4 separate regions of the Homo sapiens genome follow, and all the other regions are linked to region 2. Evidence: chromatin loops called from intact Hi-C (ENCODE). Cell type or tissue: endothelial cell of umbilical vein. All regions are shown on one strand. Each heading gives the region's core, and the rest is flanking DNA. Links, peaks and the distances in the headings are about the cores only. Region 1 has its middle 91 kb from the start of LINC01638. Region 2 has its middle 14 kb from the start of LINC01638. Region 3 overlaps LOC107985534 (a long non-coding RNA gene). Region 4 has its middle 67 kb from the start of LINC01422.

Region 1 (6,018 bases), core at 1-5,000, 100 kb after region 2:
GGAAACAGAGATCACACCCACAACTGGTAAGAGATGGAGGTGGGTTTTGAACCTGAAAGTGACTGGGACCACCTTTCCAACTCTGGAGCTGACCACCCTACCCCCTGCTGTGGGAAAATTGCTGGAAGAGCAGGACAGTGGGTCCGGGTTTCTGTTTGTTATTCTAGAACAACAGAAAAGTCAAGAATCTTCCAACAAGGGTGCTGGAAAACCCTTTGGGAAGGAATGCCAGTGATTCCTTTGTAAAGTGCTTTCCCACCCATTGTGTCTTGGAGAAGTATCCTTGTTCCGAGGTTGCAGGTGGGAAAACTGAGGATAGGGTTGAAGCAGTGGAAGGGGATGGCATTTTTCTTCTTTTGAGTACCTGCCATATGTCAAAACTGAGATTGACATCCCCAGGATCTCCCAGTTCTAAGTACACCTTCTGCCCCCAACCTACCCAGGCTCCCTCCTGATGCCTAGTTCATATCTATGTTCCCCTACAGGCGTGTCTATCTAGGACTTATGTGCTCAGTAGAACAGCCCCACAGATTAACCTTGACCCTGGACCCATGACTCAAGGCATACCTTAAATTCCTCCAGACATTCCCAGAAATAAATCCAGTTATTTGACTGTGTGTGTGTGTGTCACAGGGGACCTCTCCCAATGTCTAAGATGGGCTTAAGCCAGGATTCTATTTATTCTATTTGAGCATCTGCTGAGACGATTTTGTTAGATGCCTACATGACTGAGGACTTAAAAACCGAGAAGAGAGGCTGGGTACAGAGGGTGAGGGAGGATTTTCCCATTGGAGGTCCCTTCACTATCTCTTTTGAGAAGTCTTAATCCCTTAATCACTTTTATTAATCTCATAACAATCTTTCCAACATCAGTTACATCCTTCTTATCTTGGTTAAGCATTTTGGTGAACTCAGAGCTTCTTGTCACTTAGGGACTTTTTCCTTCTGCTTAAGGCATCTGCTCTTACACAGTGTCTCTCCCTCCCTCCCCCTTCCCTTCTCTTTCTCCCTCTCCCCCTTCTTCTCACTCTCTTTTCTATCTCATTCTCTTTCTTCTCTCTCTTTCCCTCTCTTTTCTCTCTTCCTCTCTTCTTTCTCTCCCCTCTCTTCTCTCTCTCTCTCTTTTTCTCCCTCCTTTCCTTTTTCCAACTATACTGTTACAATCCAACAACTCTTGAATTTCAGAGCCAGCAGTAACTTTCTAGACCAGCCAGCATACATTTCTCATTTTACAGCTGGAAAAGCCAGGACTCCCTGAATTTAATTAACTCATTCAAGGCCTCACTGCAGCTACAAGCGAGTCCATGAACGCCCGCTGGAAACAATGAAGCCCCTTGTAAGTGCGAGCACTTAACCCTAACCCACACCATCTCTGTTGACCCTCACAAATGCCTCAGAGGTGGATTCTACCATTGGACTCATTTTAGAGCAGAGGAAACTGAGGCAGAGCAGGGGAAGTCACTCACCCCCACACAGCTCAGCACAGGCACAGCCCAGAGATTGGAGCCCGGGCATTCTGACTTTGGGGCCCAAGCTCCCAATAGCAAGTCCTCTCCACAATGCCTAGGTATCTTTCCCCGCAGAGGCAGTGAGCTGATGCACAAATGGCGGTGAAACAGGCCCCATTACCAAATGAACTGAAGGTGTTGAGGGCTCATGATGGGGTCATTGCCCCACTCTCTGGTTGGAAACTCCAAAACCCCTGCATGGGGTTCCCCCAGCCCAGTTCAGGGTCTTTCTATCTACCAGACCCTGTGACTGTGACTTCTTTTACCTACCCAAAGCTCAGCCCTTCCACAGGGTGCAATGGGACAAGTCAGACATCAGAAAGCTGGGTGGGTCCCAGGCCTGACCACACCTCTTACTCACTGTAGCTGACTCATTCCTCTCCGGGTGTTACTTCCCTTATTTCTCAACTGAAAACATGTATCTTCAAATATCCATCAGCTGCAGCGGCCTTTTGGAAATAAAATACCATGTGGAAAGCCAATAGGAAAAGCCCATTAAAGAAAGCTGGGCTGGAAGTGGGCATTCTATGGGGAGGTGCGGGGAATGCCCACATTCCCATCTTCCCATCCCCTTCCAGGGACCCAGGACACAGTCGGAGCCTGGAGACACAGGTTTGAAGCTATAGACAAGATATATCTGTGTGTTCCATGGCTGATATTTTGTGAGCTTATAGACACCCCCGATCCTCCTCCAAACCTAGGGTGGGAAGAAGGCTGTTCCCGAGGGCGTTGCTCTCCAAACGATTCCAGAATCAGCAGACTCACAGACATGAACCCCTGAGGCATGCTCTTGCCCCATCCCCTCTGCCCTCCCTGGTGACTGCATACCTCCCCCTTCACCTCTGTTCTCTCCTGCTCGCCTCTTTTCCTCTTTGTCTGCCTGACAAGAAGCTGGTGAGGGCGAAGATGGAAAACCAACTGCCGAACTTAGAAAATAAAAACACCCCAGCCGGCTTTATTAATCTCCTGAAATATGCTCTCCAATTGCTGCCAAGCCGAAAGGGCTTGTGTTTTCCCCTAGAACATCGTAAAAAAGTAGAAATGTTTACAAGGATGACTGGAAAATAGTGCAGTAGATCTTTCTGGTAATGTACAAGGTGATGCAGTAATTGCTATGGAAACTAGTCATTATAATTCAATAAAAAGGGAGAAAAAAGTTAAGTTCATTGGGTTACCTATGACTCTATCGTCACATTCTTTACATATATTAGCATAAAATCAGTCCCACTTTTATTCGCAGGGTTTTCACTGGCTCTGCCTTCACAAAAATGTTTGTACGGTTCGGCACAGATGAAGCCCTAAAGGAGACAAGAAAGCTCACTTTGCAAGAAATCTCTCTATATTTATTTTTCCTGGGCGAACTATTTGATGTTTCGGCACAAATGTGCATGCAGGGTCCAAAAGAGAACGTAGCTTGTGCGTGAGGATTGCTGCCCCGTGCATTAGAGGAAGAGCTTTACTGCTCTTAGGGCCCCTGGGATGTGACAGGAAGGGAAGTCTTCTTGCAGGAGAGATGCAACTTGCTGAAACAAAAAGAAAGATGCAAAGTCACTTGACTTATTGCACGTCTGAGGGCTGAGCAGCTTGGGGACACCATCAGAGGGACTAGCCCCCGCGATGCCTTGGGTTGCCACCCTCACGAACACCCCCACCCGCCTGCCAGGTTGTGCAGCCGCACCCAGGCATTTCATACTAAGTACATCATACACAACTTGGGAAGTAGATCTGGACCCAAGGCGATTGTGATACCAGAAGTGGAAATAACCCCGTGGGTGAGGCAGGAAACAATGATTGCTCGAATACCTATTTCTGGCAAAGGGAGATAAAGGAGTGATTCTAAGTGGCTGGTGCACGTGCATGTGTGCTGGGGGATGAAGAGGATTAAGATGAAAAACATCATCCCTGTCCACCAGAAAGCTTGCAAATCTCGATGTAATTAAGAGCCCAGAGCCAGCAGACCAGGGTGAGAAGGCAGGTGGGTGTTCGTCTGGCTCTAGACATGTCACTTGGATGAGGTGAGCTGGTTCACCTCTCCAAGCCTCCCTAATTGTGCAGGTCATTACACTATTGTCTCCTAGTTCCAAACTCACCCTTTTATACTCTGCCTTCCGGTACCCGGGCTAGGATTCTGTGCCCTGTATTGCCGCTGGGCCTGCTGGGCCTCTGTAAGCCTCTGCCCATAGCAGGTGCTAGAGGTAACCCTGAGGCAGATGTCAGGAAAAGGGACATGCTTGTCCCTCTTTGCTTGCAGTTTCTTTTTTTCTTTCCTTCCTTCCTTCCTTCCTTCCTTCCTTCCCTCCCTCCCTCCTTCTCTTCTTCCCTCCTTCCCTCCTTCCTTCCTTCCTTCCCTTCTTTCTTTCTTTTTTTCTTTCTTTCTTTCTCTCTCTCTCTTTCTCTTTCTTTCATTTTTCTGTTTTCTTTGTTGTTGTTTTTAGAGACAAGGTCTCACTCTTTTGCCCAGACTGGAGTGCAGTGGTGCTGTTATAGCTCACTGCAGCCTCGAACTCTGGAGCTTAAGCCATTCTCCTGCTTCCATCTGCTGAGCAGCTGGGACCACAGGTGCATGCCACCACGCCTGGTGTTTTTATTTTCTTAGAGATGGGTCTCACTATGTTGCTCAGGCTGGTCTCAAACACCTGGTCTCAAGCAATTTTTCCTCCTTGGCTTCCCGAAGTGCAGGATTGCACACCTCAGCCATCACACCTGGCCTGCCTGCAGGTTCTGTCAGCATGACGGAAGCAGTGGCTCATCATCCCAGCCATGACAGTCGGTTCCTGGGCAGTTTTTTTTTCACTATGACAAGTGGCCTTGCATATCAACTCTTCAGAAGTCAGTGCCCAAGCTCTGCATGGCCCCTCATCTGGGCTCTTGAGTGCCAGCGGAGTTCTGGTTCTTCCTTCAGGCTTTTTTCCCCCAACTTCTCCCTTTGCTCTTTCATCCCAAGAAAGGCAGCTGCTCCCCACAGTTACTGTCTCTGCTTCCCCCTCATCTCTTCTTTGTGCTTTTCCAGTTTGTCAACACCAGGTCCCTATATTAAACTCACCCTATTAGAATACCTGGCATGGTTTCTGTTTTGTAATTGTGGTCTTTGCCATTGAAAGTAAGGGCAAAGACCACGATTACTTGTGCACCAACCTAATTCTTTGGGTCTCACCTCTTCTAATCCAGCCTCCATCTAGTGTCTGGAACAATCTTTCTGATTACAGTTTGATCAGATCACTGCCTGGAAGGGGTAAATTCCTAGGCTCTTGGCTGTCAGAGCCTCTCTCCCACCCACAGCAGACATCCTCTGTCCATCATATTTATCTTGAGCATGGACACACCCTCAGCATCCTTCTTAACACAATGCCTCAGGACAGAACTATTCGTGCTCCGAGTTGACAGGTGATATGAAGCCTATTGTCCAACCTTTCCCCGGAGGGTAAGTCCTATCTCTGAGCTATGACCCATGAGAACTATTTGGTTATTTATCTCATGTTTATTTAGTGTTTATTATATATCAGGCATTCTACTGCCTTGCCATGTAGAATCTTCCGAGAGAAACCCATCTAGTTAATGCAGTCTCCCACATGGGTAGCTTTATATTTGTTTTTGTCCAAAAGAGCCCACCTTGCATACTTGGATCCACGGTAATACCTAGAGGAATTCTTCAACGGAAACTTAATGAAGTCAACACGAAAGAATTCTTTGAGAATGACTGAATCCCCTCTCTGGAAGAACTCTACTGATAATTTCAGCATAATTATACATAACAGACTCCAAGTGGCACACGGTAGACCTCTAATATGATTGCTAATTATGTCCACATTAAGTCATTGATAGAAATCCTTATCTGCATGTGGCTGTGAGTCACAGGCTCTATTCTGTGACAAATTGAAGTCTTTTCTCCACATTCTGCTGTTCTTTTTTGATGTCTTCCACAGTGGTCTTGAGTTTGTCCTCTGCCAGCACCCCTCCAAGGGACACACTGCAGGATGTAAGTGAGGGCAATGAGTAGATACAGTAAAATAACAGGAAATAGGGCCGGGCGCGGTGGCTCACGCCTGCAATCCCAGCAGTTTGGGAGGCCAAAGTGGGAGGATTGCCTGAGCTCAGGAGTTCACAACCAGCCTGGGCAACATGATGAAACCCTGTCTCTACTAAAATACAAAAAATTAGCTGGGTGTGGGGGCATGTGCCTATAATCCCAGCTACTCGGGAGGCTGAGGCAGGAGAATTGTTTGAACCCAGGAGGCAGAGGTTGCAATAAGTCGAGATCGTGCCACTGCACTCCAGCCTGGGAGACAGAGTGAGACTAAGTCTCAATAAATAAATAAATGAATAAATAAATAAATAATAGAAAATAGATTCTGGGCCTTAGAGCCAAAGAGACAGTAGGGAGTGGTGGTGACTGAGGCAAATGGAGGAGGCTTGACTCCAGCTTATCTTTGCCATGTGGGTACAGGAGCCTATCATTACCAGAGCATCTAAGAGATACTGGAGGTGGGCGGATCACCTGAGGTCAGGAGTT
Region 2 (6,077 bases), core at 1-5,000:
GAGGTGACTAGGCCATGAGGACTCAATCCTCATGAACGAATTAATGTTGTTATCACATCACAGGAGTGATGGGAATTATCATGGGTGTGGGCACTTGATTTAAAAAGTATGAGTTCAACCCTTTTTCTGTCTCACCTTTTCTTACCCGTCCACCTTCTGCCGTGGGATGATGCAGCATGAAGGCCCTCACCAGATACTGGCACCTTGCTACTGGACTTCCCAGACTCCAGAAGTGTGAGAAATATATTTCTTTTCTTAATAAATTACCCAGTCTTGGGTATTTCATTGTAGCAGCACAAAACGGATAAAGATAGCCAGTTGGTGGCAAAGCTGGAGTTTGAACCAGAGTCCAACCTTTTACCTGTTATCCATGCGGCTTTCCCACTGAGGATGGAGTCAAGCTTCCTCCAGTGTGCCCAGGCCATAAGCTAAGCACTCACAGGGCAGGTAGACCCTGGGGGATCTCACAGCCTGGGGCAGTGGCTGGTGATCAGTAATCACACTCCAGCCTAATGTTCTGGCAGCCACCCAAGCTGGGCACAGAGTTAGATTCCCTGCCTGCTTCCTGATACTTAGCTTGTTCATTGCAGTCTAGCCTCAGTGTCATGTTTTTTCATTACCAAGAGCTTGTCCCAGCTCCTTGGTCTTGTTGTGAGTGGTGATAGCAGGGGCTCTGGAATCTGCCTGCCTGTATCTGCATTTTGACAGCTGTGTGACCTTAGACAAGTCGCTTAACCTCTCTGGGCTTTACTTTCCTCATCTGTAAACTGGGACTAATAATAGTACTTGCCTCATAGGGTGGAAATGAAAGTAGTGACTATTTAAAGTGCTTAGAAAAATGCCAGCACACCCCAGAGCTCACTATAAGTGATGATTACTATGGCTACTGCTGCTTCTATCGCTGGGGCAGGGGTGCGCTACAAACTGGAGTTGTCACCACAGATGAGGTCTGTGCTACCCATTGCCAACCACAGGGTATTTATTGGACACCCGCTGTGTGCCAGGCCCTATGCTAGGCACTGAGGGTGAAATAGTGAAGAAGCAGGCAGGCACCATCGCTGTCCCATGCCCCTCCCCCCAGCCTAGTGGGGAGATGGATGAGGAAACTGACAGTTCGACGCAGAGTGATCAGGGCTGCTGAGGGAAGCCCCCAGGAGGCCCCAGAGCCAGCAGAGGGTGGGATGTGGGCCTCGTAGACTTCTCGGAGGATAGGTGGGACTTAATCAGAAGAAGGTGAGAGGAAACAGGATTGGAGGTGGTAGGATCAGCACATGCAAAAGACTAGTGGTGGACAGACCACAGGAGTGTTGGAGGACCAGAATGAGGTTTTATAGTACTGAAGATCATGGGGGAGGGGGTCCTGAAAGGAGTGGGGGTTGGAAGGTCATAGAGGAAGGAGGCATGGAGGTCAACAGGGGCCAGATCTTCCAGCCAAAAGGAGAAAAGGGTTTGGACTTAACTTGAGGGCAGCAGGGAGCCGTGGAAGGCTGTAGGCACAGAAGGGATATAGTCAGATAAGGGTTTGAGAAAGACTTTGTGCAGCGTAGAGAGCAGCATAAAGTTGGGAGTGGCCCTGTCTTTCATGAAATAAGCAGAACATGGCTAGGAAATGTCTCCTGCAGGGGTGCGGAGATGTTGTTCCATATTCCGGCAGGAGGCCACATCCCCAAGCTCAGGTTGTCTCTGATGAGCAGCTCCCCCACCCCCAAGCCCATCCTCTGGGTCCTTAGCCTTTGTAGCCTGGGTGGCGTGAGGTCAGAGCTCTCTGGAGCAAAGGGTCACTGCTGATTCCTGGGGTCCTTGGGAGGCCACAGACAGCAAGGAGGGCTGTGGGGAGAGGAAAACCTACTGAGGCATTCCACGCAGCCGCCTACCCTGAAGCATCACTGGCCAGGAATGCAGGGGCACCCAGGGGCCATGCTTATCACCCTCCCCAAGCGTCTGGAGCAGCCCGGTTCCTGTCGGCTGTCCATCCAGATGGGCCCTAAATCAGTGGGCCCTTCCTCCTCCAGCTGCAGCTGACACAGAGCCTGGACCCCAGCCAACGCCCAAGCCCAGGAGCCCAGACTATAACATGTCAGCCTCCCACACACACAGACCCTGCCAGCTCCCAACACAGCCACTGGGTCTGGCGTGTGTCAGCTGAGAGATGTTGCAACAGGGAAATGGCATGGAGTCAGACAGGTATGGGTTTGAATTCAGACTGCTGGGCTTAGTGACTTGCCTCAGTTTTCTCCTCTCTAAAATGGGAATATTAACAGGACCCACTTCCTCGAGTAGCCGTGAGGATTAAGTAAGACAGTGGATGTGACTGCACCTAATAGGTCTGGCTAGCACATTCTGTGTCTCGTTAAATATATACTCCAGAGCTCTAGAGCTCCTTTTGTAAGATCAATGCAATTACCCGTATACAGCTCTGGACAGAATCTACTTCTGAGTTAATGTCTCCAGATTATTCCCCAAATGGCTCCCGGCACATTCTCTTAATGCACTCAAATTGGTTTCCCAGTTTTACAGGAACTTGTTTGAGACCCGCTTCTGGGGAAGTACACGGGTTAAGAGGAGGAACCTCCAGTTGTAGAGGTTCAGTACTTGGTCTTCCCTTCCCTCCAGCCTGATTTCATGGCCCCATGGAATGCAAAAGTTATAAATAACAAGCTATATGACATGTTGGAAGGTGATAGTTCTATGGGAAAGAAACCAGTAGAGGAGGATAAAGGAGATTGAGTGTCCCAGGGGTGGGAGGTGGTGTTAGAATTTTAATAGAACTTGGCCGGGAGCAGTGGCTCACACCTGTAATCCCAACACTTTAGGAGGCCAAGGCGTGCAGATCATCTGAGGTCAGGAGTTCGAGACCAGCCTGCCCAACATGGTGAAACCCCGTCTCTACTAAAAATACAAAAATTAGCCGGGCGTGGTGGCAGGTGCCTGTAGTCCCAGCTACTCGGGAGGCTGAGGCAGGAGAATTGCTTGAACCCAGGAGGCGGAGGTTGCAATGAGCTGAGATCCCACCATTGCACTCCAGCCTGGGCAACAAGAGTAAAACTTCATCTCAGAAAAAAAATATTAATAGAACTTCTGGATATAGTTAACTTTTCCTTTAAAAATTTCATCTTTGTGTCTGTTTTATATGGTACTTAATCTATGAATACAGTAGTGCATGGTCACAATTTATAAGCATGTGTATTTGTTTATATATGTATGTTTGTATGTATCTGTGCATATGTTTGTATTTTTTACGGTGTGAGTTCAAGTAGTTTGGACACCCCTGAGTTATACAGACACAAGCAGCAGGATTCTAGTGGATGGAAGATTACAGGCTTCCACTCTTAGGTATTATTTGCTCCCCAAGGTGGTCTTAGAAATCAGCCCTCTCCCCTCAAATTCTACATCCTTGCTGAGTGCAGTTTGAAGACACTCATCCTCAACCTCTTCATTCACAGATGAGGAAGCTGAGGCTCAGAGCAGAGCTGTGGCCCATGCAAAGGCACAGAACTAGTAAGCAGCTCAGTGGGGAACTAATCCAGGTCTTGGAATTGCCCGGGGTCTTTCTGCTGAGCCCAAACCTCGAGATACTCCTTAGAAGTGCTGGAGCCAGAGTGAGGCAGTGGAAATGCAAGAAGACAGGGACCAGGGCCTGAGATTTTTCTTCTCGTCCCCCCCACCGCCCGAGAGGCCACTTAAGCGGCGCTTAACCGTCCTGTGATGTATTGAACCCTCTCTCTGCGCATAAATGCGGCCGGTCAACCGCTAGGCAGAAATGCCACATATATTTCCTCCCATTAGATGAAATATGCCCCTAATTTGGCTGGGGTTTTGTTTTATTAGACCTACGGCAGCGAGGGGGCCCTGCTGCAGAGTAACCTTTTCCTGATCACTTAGTTCTCTCCGGAGAACACTGAGGGCCTCGATAAAGGGGGGAAAGAAACGCCCTGTTCTATTATTTTTCAGCACACATTCCCAGAACAAAGATCTTCCCGAGCCAAGGAGACACTGCGTGAGGCATTTCAGAGACACCTCCCGCTCTAAGAATGTTCCTGGGGCTGGGAGCCTGGAGACCCACGTTCCAGCCCTGAGGTGTCGTTTACAAAAGGAAGAATTGGGCACATTGCCTCCCTTCTCTGGGCCTCAGTTTATTCATCTGTAAAACATGGCTAATAACGGAACCCCCATCATAGAGTTGCTTCAAGGATTAAATAAGATCAAGAATGACAGAGGGCATTTAGTATACCTTCTCTGTTAATGTCATTGTTTCCAAAGAGAAGTGAGTTTCTTGATCCCTATAGGAGAGCGTGTTGGTGAATTCTGCTGGGCTAAAACTAAAACAGTGATTTTTTTTTCCCTACGATCCTTTAGGGGTACCCTTATGCTAATTAACCCTACCCCACACAAGACTGGCTTGTGTGCCTTGGGGCCACTTCATCAGGGGAGGGAGATGTTATGGGGCCTGACTCAGGACTGGTGCATCCTTTCCCCACCTCCATGACACCAGCCACCATCAGAGGGCTGACTGTGAACGCTCAATGGTACCCATGCAGAAAGGTCCTGAGCTCAGTGGTCTCCCCATCATGCTGGGGTTTGGGACCCTAGTTATGTTTCCTCTCTTTAGCCCAGTGGAGCTCATCTTTTGCTTCATATTACTATCACCCGAGGACCTGTAAAAAATATTTACTCCAGACCAGACCAATTAAGTCAAACTCTCTGGTTGTGGGAAAGGAGGGGACCCTAGTTTTTAAAGCTCCCTAGGTGATTCTAATGAGTGGCAAAGCTGAGAATAACAGTTTAGCCCTTTTCATGTGATCGAGACCAGACCCTATATCTGTGTCTTCCTCCTGCAAAAGGGTAAGTGGAAAAGCCAGACTCGAACTGGGTGCAAATCTTGCCTTTGTGTGGCTTCCTGCCTCCATCCCTATTCACCTCACTGCACCTCTGCTTCCACATCCCTAAGGGGGAGTAATAATAGTGCCTGCTTCTTGGGACTGCTGGGAGAGCATCTAACAGGCTCTGCACTGTGCCCGGCACCCAGTAAGCCCTCGATAGGTAGTGGGATCATTACCATTATTACTCTAGACCAGGTATCCAGAAAACCATCTGTAAATTAGGGTCAGTTCATAAATATTTTCAGCTTTTCAGGCCAGAGGGTCTTGGTCAAAGCTACTTAACTCTAGTGCTGTAGCCTGAAAGCCACGGACAACATGCAAATGAATGGGAGTGGCTGTGTTCCAATAAAAACTTACAAAAACGTGCAGCAGGCTGGATTTGGTTGTTAATTTGCTGACACCTAATCTGGAAGATATTTTGAGTTTGAACAACTGGGTATATGCTGGGTTTTACCTGTTATGTTTTTGGTTTATAGTCCTAGACAGGACCTGGAAATCTTTGTCTCATTCTCTCCTTTACACACACTCATCTTATAGGATATTTATATGAGAAACTTATGCCATCTTTTTTTTTGTTTTGTTTTTGTTTTTAAATTATACTTTAAGTTCTGGGATACATGTGTCGAACGCGCAGGTTTATTACCTAGGTATACACGTGCCATGGTGGTTTGCTGCACCCATCAACTCATCATCTACATTAAATATTTCTCCTAATGCTATCCCTCCCCTAGCCCCTCACCCCCTGACAGGCCCTGGTGTGTGATGTTCCCATCCCTGTGTCCATGTATTCTTATTGTTCAACTCCCACTTATGAGTGAGAACATGCGGTGTTTGGTTTTCTGTTCCTGTGTTAGTTTGCTGAGAATGGTGGTTTCCAGATTCATCCATGTCCCTACAAAGGACATGAACTCATCCCTTTTTATGGTTGTGTAGTATTCCATGGTGTATATGTGCCACATTTTCTTTATCCAGTCTATCATTGATGGGCATTAGATGGTTCCAAGTCTTTGCTATTGTGAACAGTGCTGCAGTAAACATACGTGTGCATGTGTCTTTATAGTAGAATGATTTATAATCCTTTGGGTATATACCCAGTAATGGGATTGCTGGGTCAAGTGGTATTTCTGGTTCTAGATTCTTGAGGAATCGCCACACTGTCTTCCACAATGGTTGAACTGATTTATACTCCCACCGATG
Region 3 (6,118 bases), core at 356-5,355, 86 kb after region 2:
CGAGATTTGGAGTCTACGCTGCTGGGACTGAGTGGACCCTGGGATGTTCTTATTTCCCCTAGAGGCTGCCCTCTCCCCTCAATGAACAGCTTAAACTTTCTTACAAATGCCTCCTGGCTAAGGGCCTTCTGGGGACACTCTCAGAGGGTGTCTCTCCTGGGTTGGGGATCCTCTAATCAAGAAAAAGTGGTGGAGGAGGAAGTTGTGAGGAGAAGCAATAATCAACTCCGGGTCAGCAAGGCGGCTGACCAGGGGCCTAGCAGGAGGAAACCTCTCTGGAAAGGGCTCCCACCCAGCCGGCTCTCCCACAATGCACCAGGTGCCTTCTGCTGATAAGAACGGGCCGCGCAACCTTGAGGCGTGCGACAGGAATAGACGAGAAACGTGTCTATTCTTGAGGTCTGTAAAAGGAAACTCCTGTTTGCTGAAGAGCAGGCCGATAGGAGAGGAAAAGGGTCAAGGCCTTGGGTGTTATTTCCCCTCCGATTTTTTTGTTTTGTTTTGTTTTGTTTTGTTTTCCACTTTTTTTTTTTTTTTTAACTAAAGGGAAAAGGGAATGTTGCATTTACCTGGGAGGGTGGATGGCAAGATGTGGAGATTTAAAGGAGTTGGAATGAGCTCTGAGATTTCAACCCTGAAACTGTGATTTTGTCCTGAGTGTGAAGTTGTGGAAGACTTTTATTTCTTCTTTATCCTTTGCTAAATTTTGCCAGATATTCTTATTGTGAGTAAGCACTGTGCTTCTAATGAGGAAAAAATTAAATAAAAGTTGGCTTTGGATGCAAGTTTTGAATTTCATGTCTGTCTTTCATTTTTATTTTTAGAAATAGGGTCTCGCTTGTTGCCCAGGCTGGAGTACAGTGATGCAATCATAGCTCCCTGCAGCCTTCAACTCCTGGGCTCAAGTGATCCTCCTTCCTCAGCCTCCCAAGTAGCTAGGACGACAGTATACTCCACAATGCCCCATTAATTGTTATTTTTTATTTTTTTGTAGAAACGGGGTCTCCCTATGTTGCCCAGGCTGGTTTCAAACTTCTAGCCTAAAGTGATCCTCCCTCCTTGGCCTCCCAATGTGCTGGCATTACAGACATGAGCCACCGTGCTTGTCTGGATTTCATTTCCTGTTTGCTCTGAGTACAGTTACTAAAGCAGAAGAGTATGTTTTCTGTGATCCAGGGACAATCTCCAAGTGCGGTACTGCTCATCTAGAGAAGATGGACAAGACGGTTACATGCCCCACACTCCATTGCTGGGGAAATGTTCTGGAAAACAGCTGGGCAGTTTCTTATGAAGTTAAACATACACTTATCATATGACCCAGCATTCTCACTCCTGGATATTTACTGTAGAGAAACAAAAATTTATCTTCACACAAAAATCTATACATGAAAGTTTGTAGCAGGTTTATTCATGATAGCCCCAAACAGGAAATAACCCAGATGTCCTTCAATAGTTGAGTGTTTAAACAAACTGTGATACATTCATGTGATGAAATACTACTCAGCAATGAAAAGGGAAAGATCATTAATACATGCAACACCCTGGATGGATCTCAAAGGCATTATGGCAAATGAAAGAAAGCCAGTCTCAGAAGGCGATGGGCTGGGTGATTCATTTCCATAACATTCTCGAAGTGACATCATTACGATGGTGGAGAACCCATCAGTGGTTACCAAGAGTGGTTGGGGTGGGGTGTGGCTATCAGGGGTAGCCTGAGTTTTTTTGTGATGATCAACAGTTGTGTATCTTGGTCATGGTAATCGTTACTCAAATTTATATATGATAGGATTTCATGGAATTTTATACACACACACACACACACACACACACACACACACACACATGCAAAGTTCACATAAAAGTATAGAAATCCAGGGCTGGGCATGGTGGCTCATCCCTGTAATCCCAGCACTTGATTGAGTCCTGCTTGAGTCCAGGAGTTCCAGACCAGCCTGGGTGACATGGTGAAAACCTGTCTCTACAAAAAAAAAAAAAAAAAAAAAAAAAATACAAAAATACAAAAAAAAACAACAACAAATCTCCAGTGAAATCCAAATTAGGTTATTTTCGAATTAATAGTATTATACTAATGTCAATTTACAGGTTTTGATAACTTTACTATGGTCATGTAAGATATTATCATTAGGGGAGGCTGGGTGAAGGGTACATAGGAACTCTCGTGACAATTTTTGCAACTTCTTGGGAATCATAAACTATTTACAAATAAAATCATATTAAAAATATGAAAAGAAAAAATATTTTTAAAAAATCTACCTCCAGCTGGCCCTTAGGGTTAGTGGTTGAGGATAGAAAGGCAAATGAGGGCTATTTGAAAGAAACTCAAGACATGGTTCAGCATGCCCCTGAATGTCAATGTGGCCACAATTAGCAAACATCACCTCCAGAACCAGTGAGGCCTGGAAGAATCATAAAGTACAAAAGTCATGGCAGCAACAGTAGCTAATTATTCTCTTCCAACTGACTTATTGCTATTACCATCCTAAATTTTCAACAACAATGACAGCAATGAAAAACAGTCTCTAATGTCAGTAGCAGAACTACCCAGTGGTTGGGATTATGGATTCAGGATTCAGGAAAATTTGGTTGATGATGGCTTCTCTATCAAATAGCTGTGTGGTTCCAGGCAAGTATATTTTCCTAGCTTCTCTGAGTGATATATTGTCCATATAAAAATTGGATGCATCAGGATCCTTTCAGATTTGAGTAACAGAAACCCAATTCAACTTGCGTGAGAGACGAGGAATGTATTAGTTCGCAGAACTGTAAAATCAAAAGCTCTACTAGCTTCAGATATGGTTGGATCTAGGTGCTCACAGAGTGTTCTCAGAACTGTATCTCATCTCCACTCTGCTTTCTTTGTGCTGGTTTCATTCTTAGGCAGGACCTTCCCTCATGATGACAAAGGGGATGCCAATAACTCTAAGCCTACATCCTGTTATTGTTCAGCCCTTGTCATTGAAAAAACAGCCCTTTCCTGATAGTCACAGCTAAAGTCCTGCAATCAAGTCTCATTTCTGGAATTTATCACATGCCCATCTCTCTGACCATCACTAATACCAGAGGAATGGAACGCACTTATTAATCAGGGCTAAACCATGGCTGGACTCCTGCTCTCCCATAGCAGTCAGAGAACAACCCTATTAGAAGCACATGAGAATGTTTTTCGGGAAGAAAATCAACATATCTTTAGCATAAAGAAGGAAGATTGGAAATTGGGCTGGCAGAATCAACAGATGTCAGGAAAAGAGGAAAATAGCATCATTATAAGGACAGAATATTACATGAGACGGTTAAAGCACCCATTAGGAGGTTAACAAAGAGCTTTTCTCAACGAAGCACAGTGGCTCATGCCTGTAATCCCAGCACTTTGGGAGGCCGAGGCAGGTGGATCACTTGAGCTCAGGAGTTCGAGATCAGCCTAGGCAACATGGTGAAACTCCATCTCTACAAAAAATTTTTAAAAAATAGCCAGTGATGGTGGCAGGTGCCTGTAGTCCCAGCTACTAAGCAGCCTGAGGGGGGAGAATCACTTGAGCCAGGGAGGCAGAGGTTGCAGTGAGCTGCGATCACAACACTGCCCTCTAGCCTGGGTGACACAATCAGACCCTGTCTTAAAAAAAAAAAAAAAAAACAAAAAAAACAAACTTTTCTCTTTTCTCCACTTTCACTGGTCAATACTGTTATGAAATGAATCTGGTGCTTTGAAGAATTCAGCCTGCCATTTGCACCCACTCAGCTGTCTCAGGCAAGTCCCTCAGCAGCACCTGGCTCCCTTTCTTACAGAGCCTTCCCCAATCCTGAGCTATTTTCCATTAGTCCCCATTTGAGATTTTGCCTTCCTTACCAAACTGCTTGCCTTTGAAGAGTCTCATTTCTTCTTTCCTTTGAAAATTAGGGCCAGCCAGCATGAATGGCTGTGTGCCAGGCACAGTGCTAGACACTCTTCATTGTAAATTGTCACCCTAAGGGCAGATGGCATAGCTCCATTTTGCAGATGAACAAACTGAGTTTCAGAGGGGGACCAGCACATAGTTTGAAAATGGCAGAGCCTGATCTCAAACCCAGAGGCTTCAAATGCCATTGGCTTCAGAAGAAACCCCCTCAGTATCCCACAAGATTTCACCAGCGAAATTCAACCGGCAAAGCAGACCCAAGCATGGAACCTCCCCCACCTGCTCCAGTTTCTCCTGTTCCCATTCTAATGGGCTGCTATTTCTCTCTCTCTCTTTATGAAGCTGATCTACTGGAGACCAGGGCATTAATATCACTGTAAACCAAGCCCGAGATGGAGCAATTAGCGGCACAATTACTTCCTCTGCTCCACTTTCACCAGAGCCCAGAAATAGCATTCCATCCAGCATGCTATGCTAGGCTGGGGCACTGTTTTAATGGGGCTGAGGAACCCTTGTTCTTGCCCAATACATTATTAAAATGAAATGTGTGCTTATTATGATCAACCAACTTGTGCAACGCAAATCAGAAAGCACCTTTTTGGTGGCTGGATTATGGGCTGGTGTCAAGGAAGTCCCCTCGTCTTCTAAGCAAACCACACTTGTTCCCTCTTCACTCAATTGCTGTCCTTTCAACACACACGCACATGCACACACACGTACATGCGCACACACGCATGCATGCCTGATGGGCTTTTTTCTTCCTCTTAAAGTGATACAAAAGAAGCTCCTTTTCTTTATGTTTATCTTTTCCATTTCCTGCCCCTCCTAACCCAGGAAGTCTGGTTGCCGTTGTCTTATTCTGTGTGAGCCAATGTGTGCATGCATGCGTGTGTGTGCATGTGTGTGTGTGTGCTTGTGTGTGTGTGTGTTTCCTGGTCATTATTTTTCCTAACTGCATCCCCTTGAGTCGAAACTCAACCACGTTTGGAAAATAAATAGTGCTAGTGCTACATTTGTTAAAGCTGGAGCCCGTTGTCATGAGCAGCCTGGTTGTTGGGTACTCTGTGCGTGTGTCCAGAGAAATGGAATCATTCACCGGGCCAGGCTCTCTGGCTAAGCTAGGAGCAGTATTCTGTGACTCCCTTCAATGCCTGGTTTTCTGGGTTTCTTTGTTTGTTGGTTTGGTTAGATTGGGACACCCAGAAGGGCTGACATGTTTAGCCAAAGCCAGCATGCTTAGTGACGTTCGAGCATTTTAAGAAAATTACAAAAGCTCGCGTTTCCTGAGAACCTACTCTGAGCCAAGCACTATGCGACAGCTGCATCTACAGTGTCTGGATTGGATTTAGTTTTCTAGGTGTGATTCACCCAGCATGCCAGAGCCCTTGGATGTAGAATCTGGCATACAATAGGCAATTAGTATTAATAATAACAATAACTAGAACTCATTTGCATACTGTGTCCTGGGCAGTATGTAAATCTTACATGGTATTAATATTTTGTAGATTAATATTATATATTTAGTAATAATGTATCTGATTTAATGAAAAGTGTTTCCAACATACAGATAAAGATAGAGATAATATCATAAACACCAGCTTTTAAAAATCTTAACCTTATGGTCTCTTTGCTGCAGATTTTTTTCTTCTTGAACAAGACACTGCAGATAGAATCACCCTCTGTGTGCCAACCCTAATCTCAGTTTTCCCTCCTATCCTCCTACCACCAGCCTAAATTTGGAGTTTATTATGCCAATAGATGTTTTTAAATGTTTATTACACGATTATGTATCCATAAACATTATGTCGTGTTGCTCATGCAGGTTTTTAAACTTTATATAAATGGTATCTAGCCCTACATATCATTCTGCATCTAGCTTTTTTCTTCATACTTTACATAGATAATCACATTTAATCCTCGTAACAGCCTTAGGTGTCAGGCACCATTTTACGGATGAGGAAGGCGAGGTGCGGAAAGGTTAAAGCACAAACTCTAACATTAATTAAAGCTAAATATACATTTAAGCTGTGACTCAGCAATTTTATTCCTGAGTATATACCCCTCGAAAAACGAGTGTGCAGGGCTATTGAAGACTTGCACAAGAATGCCCATAAGAGCTTTATTCAAAAGAGCTAAAAAATAGAAACAACCAAAATGTGTATCAATGGGGAAATGGATAAACAAACTGTGATGAAGTCACACGG
Region 4 (6,118 bases), core at 490-5,489, 400 kb after region 2:
TTCAGGCATCCTTCTTGACCTCCCTCCAATAAAAAAAGCAGTCCACCTCTCCTCCCCAACTCCCTGATGCTGCTTCACCATTGCCATCTGACACACGGTGTAAGCCTTGTACGTTTGTCATTTGAGTGCAAGACCCAACAGGGCCTGACTGATCCAGCGCCAAGCCCAGAACCGGGTATTCTGTAGGAACTCAATAACGGTCTGTAGACCGACCCCATAAGCCTTCAATTCTTCACTTACACCAGAAAAGAAAACAATGGATTTGAGAAGAACCATGTATAGCAGTCCCATGTGTTGGTCTTAGACAGGACGGCAGGCTTACGCATTTGTAGCATGGTAATAAAGTTGGGGCTGTTACCATTATTTTAATTCTCATTATCTCTGTTTAACACAGGAGGCAGCCAAGGTGGGCACAGGAAAAAGGACTCACCCAAGGTCACGCATCAGGAAGCAGCTGAGCCATCGTAAGAGCCTGGGACTGACTGACTTCACGACTCCCCTGACACTGCATGGGCATGGAAGGAACTCCTCAGGGTTCCCCTGATATTGCAGGGGTGTGGAAGGAACTCCTTAGGGCAGCTGCTTCTCAACTCAGGTGGTGCTGCCACCCCCAGGGCCCCTTAGCTATTCCTCTTACTTCCTGCTTGAATCTGCAATTGCGTCTCTGAACAGAATGGTGTTTATTAACTTCCCACTGAGCTTATTACTGAGCAGACACCTTATCACCTGCCACCTGTATGCTGAGCTGAGACTAGCAATTCCCAGGCCATAAATAGCCCTAATCTCTATCCCATGGAGCCAGGGGCCACCAGCTTTGCCCAGAAGTTGAAATCAAAGGCCAGGAGCTGGCTCTTTTTCTGTCCCCACCCCTGGCCACCACTCTAGGGCCATAATTCAGGCATGAGGTCATCGAGTCAGCCAGATCTCTCTGGTCTCCCTGCTTCAATTCAGCGTTTCTTTTGGTGGCATGACAAAGTCACTGCCATGTAGCATTCATTCTCAGCATGGCTGAAGAGTACCCTGGTTGGAACTTTCTGTGATAATGTGGCAAAGTGTCAGACAGACACAAGCTGTGCCTCAGACTCACTCTGATCTCTTGGGTAAGCTGGCCAACCTCTCTGAACCTCAGTTTTCCCATCTCTGTAATGGGCATAATCATTCCTCTATGACTGTTTGCTGTGGTTTAAATGAAACAATGGATGCTTTGAGCGCAGGACAGGACTGAGAGCTCAATCAATCAAGGCCAACTTCTCCATTTGGCACAGTAGGCAGAGTATCTAGGGACCACAATACACCTAGGGGCCCACAAAAATGCTTTCGTTTCTTTTAATTATTATTATTTTTGTTTTATTTTATTTTTGTAAAGAGGAGGTCTCACTCATCTTGCCCAGGCTGGTCTCAAACTGCTGGCCTCAAGCAATCTTCTCGCCTTGGCCTCCCAAAGTACTGAATTATAGGCATGAGTCACTCACTGCCAGTGAGCCGTGTGGACTTGGTAAAGTCACCAACTTCTCCGATTCTCCTTATCTTGAAAACAGGGGTGATAATCCTCCTCCCTACCCCACAGATGCTGCGACGTTCCAAGCAGATCTCTAAGAGTAAAAACAGATATTTTCCACCATAGTGTGCTATTTTTCTGTCCCTAATGTTATAGTCAATTTTTGCTTTTAATTTTAAAAGAAGTGAGGCAGCCGGACGTGGTGGCTCAAGCCTGTAATCTCAGAACTTTGGGAGGCCGAGGCGGGTGGATCATGAGGTCAGGAGATCGAGACCATCCTGGTTAACACGGTGAAACCCCGTCTCTACTAAAAATACAAAAAATTAGCCGGGCGAGGTGGCGGGCGCCTGTAGTCCCAGCTATTCGGGAGGCTGAGGCAGGAGAATCGCTTGAACCTGGAAGGCGGAGGTTGCAGTGAGCCGAGATTGCACCACTGCACTCCAGCCTGGGTGACAGAGCAAGACTCTGTCTCAAAAAAAAAAAAAAAAAGAGAGAGAGTGAGGCTGGGCGCAGTGGCTCATGCCATTACTTTTAATGGCAAAAACTGCAATTACTTCTGCACCGACCTAATACAACCTGCAGCGTATTCCTCTTTATACCAGCACAGTTCTAAAATGTATTTTTAATTTGTTTTTAATGGTGAGAAGGGCCCATGAATGCAAAAGTACACAAGGAAGACGAAAGTCCTAATTTGGCCCAGCAAATGATGCATGCTCCCTTCTGTTTGAAAGCTAGAGGCAAGACCTGCCTGCAGCCTGGGAGCCAGAAGGATCACTTACGCAGCTTACTTCGTAGCGCTGATGCTCGATGCACTGCGAGGCTTGACAGTCAGCCAATCAGTCCACAATCAGGCCTTTTTCCAACAAAACCCAACCCTTCATTCTTGCAACAAATATTTATTGAGTTTCTACTCTGAGCCAGGCATGGTCTGGGTTCAAATATCAGTGTGAGCACTTGCCGACTGTGTGAACTTGGGAAAGATGCTTGCTGTCGCTCTATGTGCCATCTGTAAAATGGGAATGATAGGATTGTCATCAGAGATAGGAGAATTCATCCAGGTAAAGTATGTAGAAGGGTCCCCCTTGTATGACAAGCACTGCATACAGTTAGCCCCAATTATCAACAGGGATGTGAACTCTGCCCCACTGGAGCCTGCGACAGATCATTAACAAGTCCTTGAATAGACACATTTGCCTTTGTTATGATGAGTGCAATGATGGGATGAACAGAGAACTGAGGTGAATGATAACCAAGAGGGTTGTCTTAAATGGTGTAGCCAGGGAAAGCTCTCTAAGGCAGTGCCATCTAAACAGAGACCTGAAGGAACAAGGAAGCAGCCCTGGGAGGGGAGGAGGGAGCAGCTCATTCAAAGGACTAGAGAAGGAACACCAGGGTGGCCATTGTGATGGAGCCCACAATAGCCCAGGAACTGCCCCTAGAGTGCACAGAGGCAAAGCCTTGTCCAGGTGCCTGTTGCATTTAAAATTCACAGCACCCCCTGGAGGCAGGTGTGGGAATTATCCCCATTTTACAGACGAGGCAACCCTGACCCAGAATCCCTTGGAACCAGACACAGTAGAAAGCATGATGTAATTATCCAGGGGACCCAGATCCTCACCCCAATAGTGACAGTGAGTCGTGTGGACCTGGTAAAATCACCAACTTCTCTGATTCTCCTTATCTTGAAAACAGGGATGATAATGCTCCCCCCTACCCCACAGATGCTGTGACGTTCCAAGCAGACATCTAAGAGTAAAAACAGATATTTTCCACCATAGTGTGCTATTTTTGCTGTCCCTAAAAGCAGCCCACATCCCCATCTGAGTGCTAGGAATTTCCCTTAGGACCTGCTGGCAATCTGTCAACCAGGAATTTCTCTGCATCTTCTTACATTTAGAAATATATTTTTTCCTAGGGCATCTCTAATAGCCCAAGTTTCCTAGATACTACATACTGGTTGGGAAAACAGGACTGTTTGGGATTTCATCCTAAAACAATTTCCCTTGATTCCGTGGGAGGGGCTGGAAACAAGCTGGACATGCGTCTTCTTCCCTCTCCCATATCTGCAACTTACTGCCCACTCTCCAGCCTTCCATCTCTCTATCTGTCCCATCCAAGCCACTCTTGAATGGCCGTTGTCTCTAAACTGAGATCTATACTTTCTCTTCCCCAGTCCCTTTTCCAACCAGGAGGGATCTTGTCAAAACCAAACCCGATTGTGTCACTCCCTGCTTAAGACTCTTTAATGTTTTATTCCCAGAATCCAAAGCAATTCTTGATCGTGGCCTCAAAGGCGTGCATGGTCTGGGATCTGCCAGCCTCCCTTTCTGTCTACCTTCCTCTCCTACCACTGTGCACTCTTCCCAGGTCTTACACTCCCCGTGACCCTGCTGCCACAGGGCCTTTGCACTGGTTTCTTCTGCCTGGAATATTCTGGCCACATGCTTCATTACCCACTCACTTGTCCCTGATGAAGCCTTACCTCCTCCGAAACGTCTTGCCTAATCTTCTGGCTACAGAGAATGCCTGTCCCTTTCTAGCTGACTCCTTACTTGGTTTTTCTTCATAACCTGTATGAAACCCATACAAAAGAGTATGGTCTCCCTGTGTAACATCTGTCCCTCAACAGAATGCTGTCTCCATCTCTCCTAGAAGTCCCAGGGTGGGGCATGACCCCTTTCTGTCGTGAAAGCTGCTGAGGAACCCAGCTTGGGAACTGACTGGATGAGCCCCAGAGACTCAAGAGGAGACAGACCCTCTGTCCTTGACTAGGAAGCACAGCTGGCTCCAACAGGTGGAGGTAGGGGGCATTCAGGGCTGGAAAACGCTTGCTGGAAGCATCTGTGGATGCATAATCCCTACATCTGCAGACCAAGGGAAACAAGCTGTGGGGACCAAACACTTCTGTGCAAGCGAAGGAAGACAGGGCAGAGAGCAAAAGATCTGACTGGACATGTGCGGTTGAGTTTAAATCACAGCAAGGAGACGGCTGAACCTGGAGCAGAGTGAGTGAAGAGGAGATGGCAGGTGGAGTGTGCAGAACCTTGTAGTGTAGTCCTGGTAAAAACAATCAGACTTCATGCTGAGTAAGATGGAAAGCCACTGAACACACAAGTGGCCTGGTCTGATTTGCTTTGTGAAACATCACTTAGGCCAGGCACGGCAGCTCATGCCTGTAATCCCAGCACTTTGGGAGGCCGAGGCAGGCGGATCACGAGGTCAGGAGTTCGAGACCAGCCTGGCCAACATGGTGAAACCCTGTCTCTACTAAAAATACAAAAATTAGCCAGGCATGGTGGTGTGCACCTGTAATCCCAGCTACTCGAGAGGCTGAGGCAGGAGAATAGCTTGAACCCAGGAGGCGGAGGTTGCAGTGAGCTGAGATCGCACCATTGCACTCCGGCCTGGGACAGAGCGAGACTCTGTCTCACAAAAACAAACAAACAACAACAACAAACAAAAACATCACTTTGGCTGCTGGGTTTTTCCTTCTACCATTATGAGCTGTTGACACCTGCATTGTTCTACCTAGATCCGTGTGTCTCTCTGGACAGCCCCCATGGGATGATCTCCAGCTCCTTGACTTCAGCGTGCTTTATAAACTCAGTATCTTCCTTTTACCCAGAACTGCTTCTCTTCACAGGCCCCAGCTCAGCAGATGGTGCCAAACTCCACCCAGCCCCCTGAGGCCAGAAAGCATCCTTGTCATCTCCTTCTTCCAGCTCCATACCTGGTCCATCACCATGTCTTGTTAGGGAGACCTCCCAGCATCACTTACACCTTCCCACCTCTTGCCACCCTGGCTGGGCCCACTCTAGGGCCAGGCACCTTATCTTTTGCCTGAACAACCTCGGCAGCCTCCTCCATGGTCTTCCTGCCTCCATTTTTGCCCCCTTAGAATAAACTTTCCGCCAGCACCCAGAGGACTCATTCTAAAATGTAAGTTTCTGGCAGGTGCTCTGGTGGCTTGCACCTGTAATCCCAGCACTTTGGGAGGTCGAGGTAGGAGGGTTACTTGAGGATAAGAGTTTGCGAGCAGCCTGGGCAACATAGTGAGACCCTGTCTCTACAAGAAATTTAAAAATTAGCCAAGCATGGTGATGCAGGCCTGTAGTCCCAGCAATTTAGGAGACCGAGGCAGGAGGATACTTTGAGCCTGCCCTGGAGTTAGAGACTGCAGTGAGCTATGATCACACCACTACCCTCCAGCCTGGGTAACAGAGCAAACCCTGGCCCCATGGCCAACAGAAAGAAACAAAACAAAACAAAAAAAACTTGCTCTGGTGGTCCCCCAGTCCCTAACACAACAGACACATCTCTTTCTTCCCAAGCCAGAGGTGTGGCTTGAGGTGTGGATAGGTGGGTTTTATCTTTTCCTACCCAAATATGTGGTTGTGAATACTGACCCCTTGAGAACATATATACTCATTGAAACCTTCTTGAACAATTGAGCTCAGATTCAGAGCATATGCAGGACAAGTCACTCATTTGATAGATGAGAATTCTGCAGCATGGAGAGGCTTAGTGACTTGCACAAGGTCACTCAGGAAATCTGGAACCAGAACCGGGGCATGCCCTCATGCCCATATATGCTAATTCCCATGCCTCAGTGAGAGTGCA

Evidence for each region. Peaks named below come from ENCODE experiments on the same cell type or tissue, not always from the same donor. Only the 100,000 strongest peaks of a DNase experiment are listed, where the experiment ranks them.
Region 1: it touches region 2 in a loop (2.5-fold over the local background); 1 of 110 quality-filtered maps calls a loop at or near these places.
Region 3: a loop joins it to region 2, with 6 times the contacts of the local background. A loop is called at or near these places in 1 of 110 quality-filtered maps.
Region 4: it touches region 2 in a loop (2.3-fold over the local background); 1 of 110 quality-filtered maps calls a loop at or near these places.

Annotation. Positions count from the first base shown.
Region 1 is chr22:27,130,401-27,136,418 of GRCh38, reverse strand. No RefSeq gene overlaps it. Among named protein-coding and RNA genes, the nearest start is that of LINC01638, 91 kb to the left of the region's middle. RefSeq lists enhancers at 1,718-2,012, 1,139-2,338, 1,358-2,423. In endothelial cell of umbilical vein, for the core only: no CTCF peak of the experiment used is centred there; a DNase peak (open chromatin) is centred at 1,888; H3K27ac peaks cover 1,726 bases.
Region 2 is chr22:27,235,178-27,241,254 of GRCh38, reverse strand. No RefSeq gene overlaps it. Among named protein-coding and RNA genes, the nearest start is that of LINC01638, 14 kb to the right of the region's middle. In endothelial cell of umbilical vein, for the core only: no CTCF peak of the experiment used is centred there; DNase peaks (open chromatin) are centred at 644, 1,994 and 3,744; H3K27ac peaks cover 2,702 bases.
Region 3 is chr22:27,149,107-27,155,224 of GRCh38, reverse strand. LOC107985534 (a long non-coding RNA gene) reads right to left here. Exons shown (of 3, transcript XR_001755607.2): 3 at 6,001-6,118. Among named protein-coding and RNA genes, the nearest start is that of LINC01638, 73 kb to the left of the region's middle. In endothelial cell of umbilical vein, for the core only: no CTCF peak of the experiment used is centred there; a DNase peak (open chromatin) is centred at 3,064; H3K27ac peaks cover 2,633 bases.
Region 4 is chr22:26,833,002-26,839,119 of GRCh38, reverse strand. No RefSeq gene overlaps it. Among named protein-coding and RNA genes, the nearest start is that of LINC01422, 67 kb to the left of the region's middle. RefSeq lists enhancers at 2,559-3,146, 2,880-3,174. In endothelial cell of umbilical vein, for the core only: a CTCF peak has its summit at 3,018 (motif pointing left); no DNase peak of the experiment used is centred there.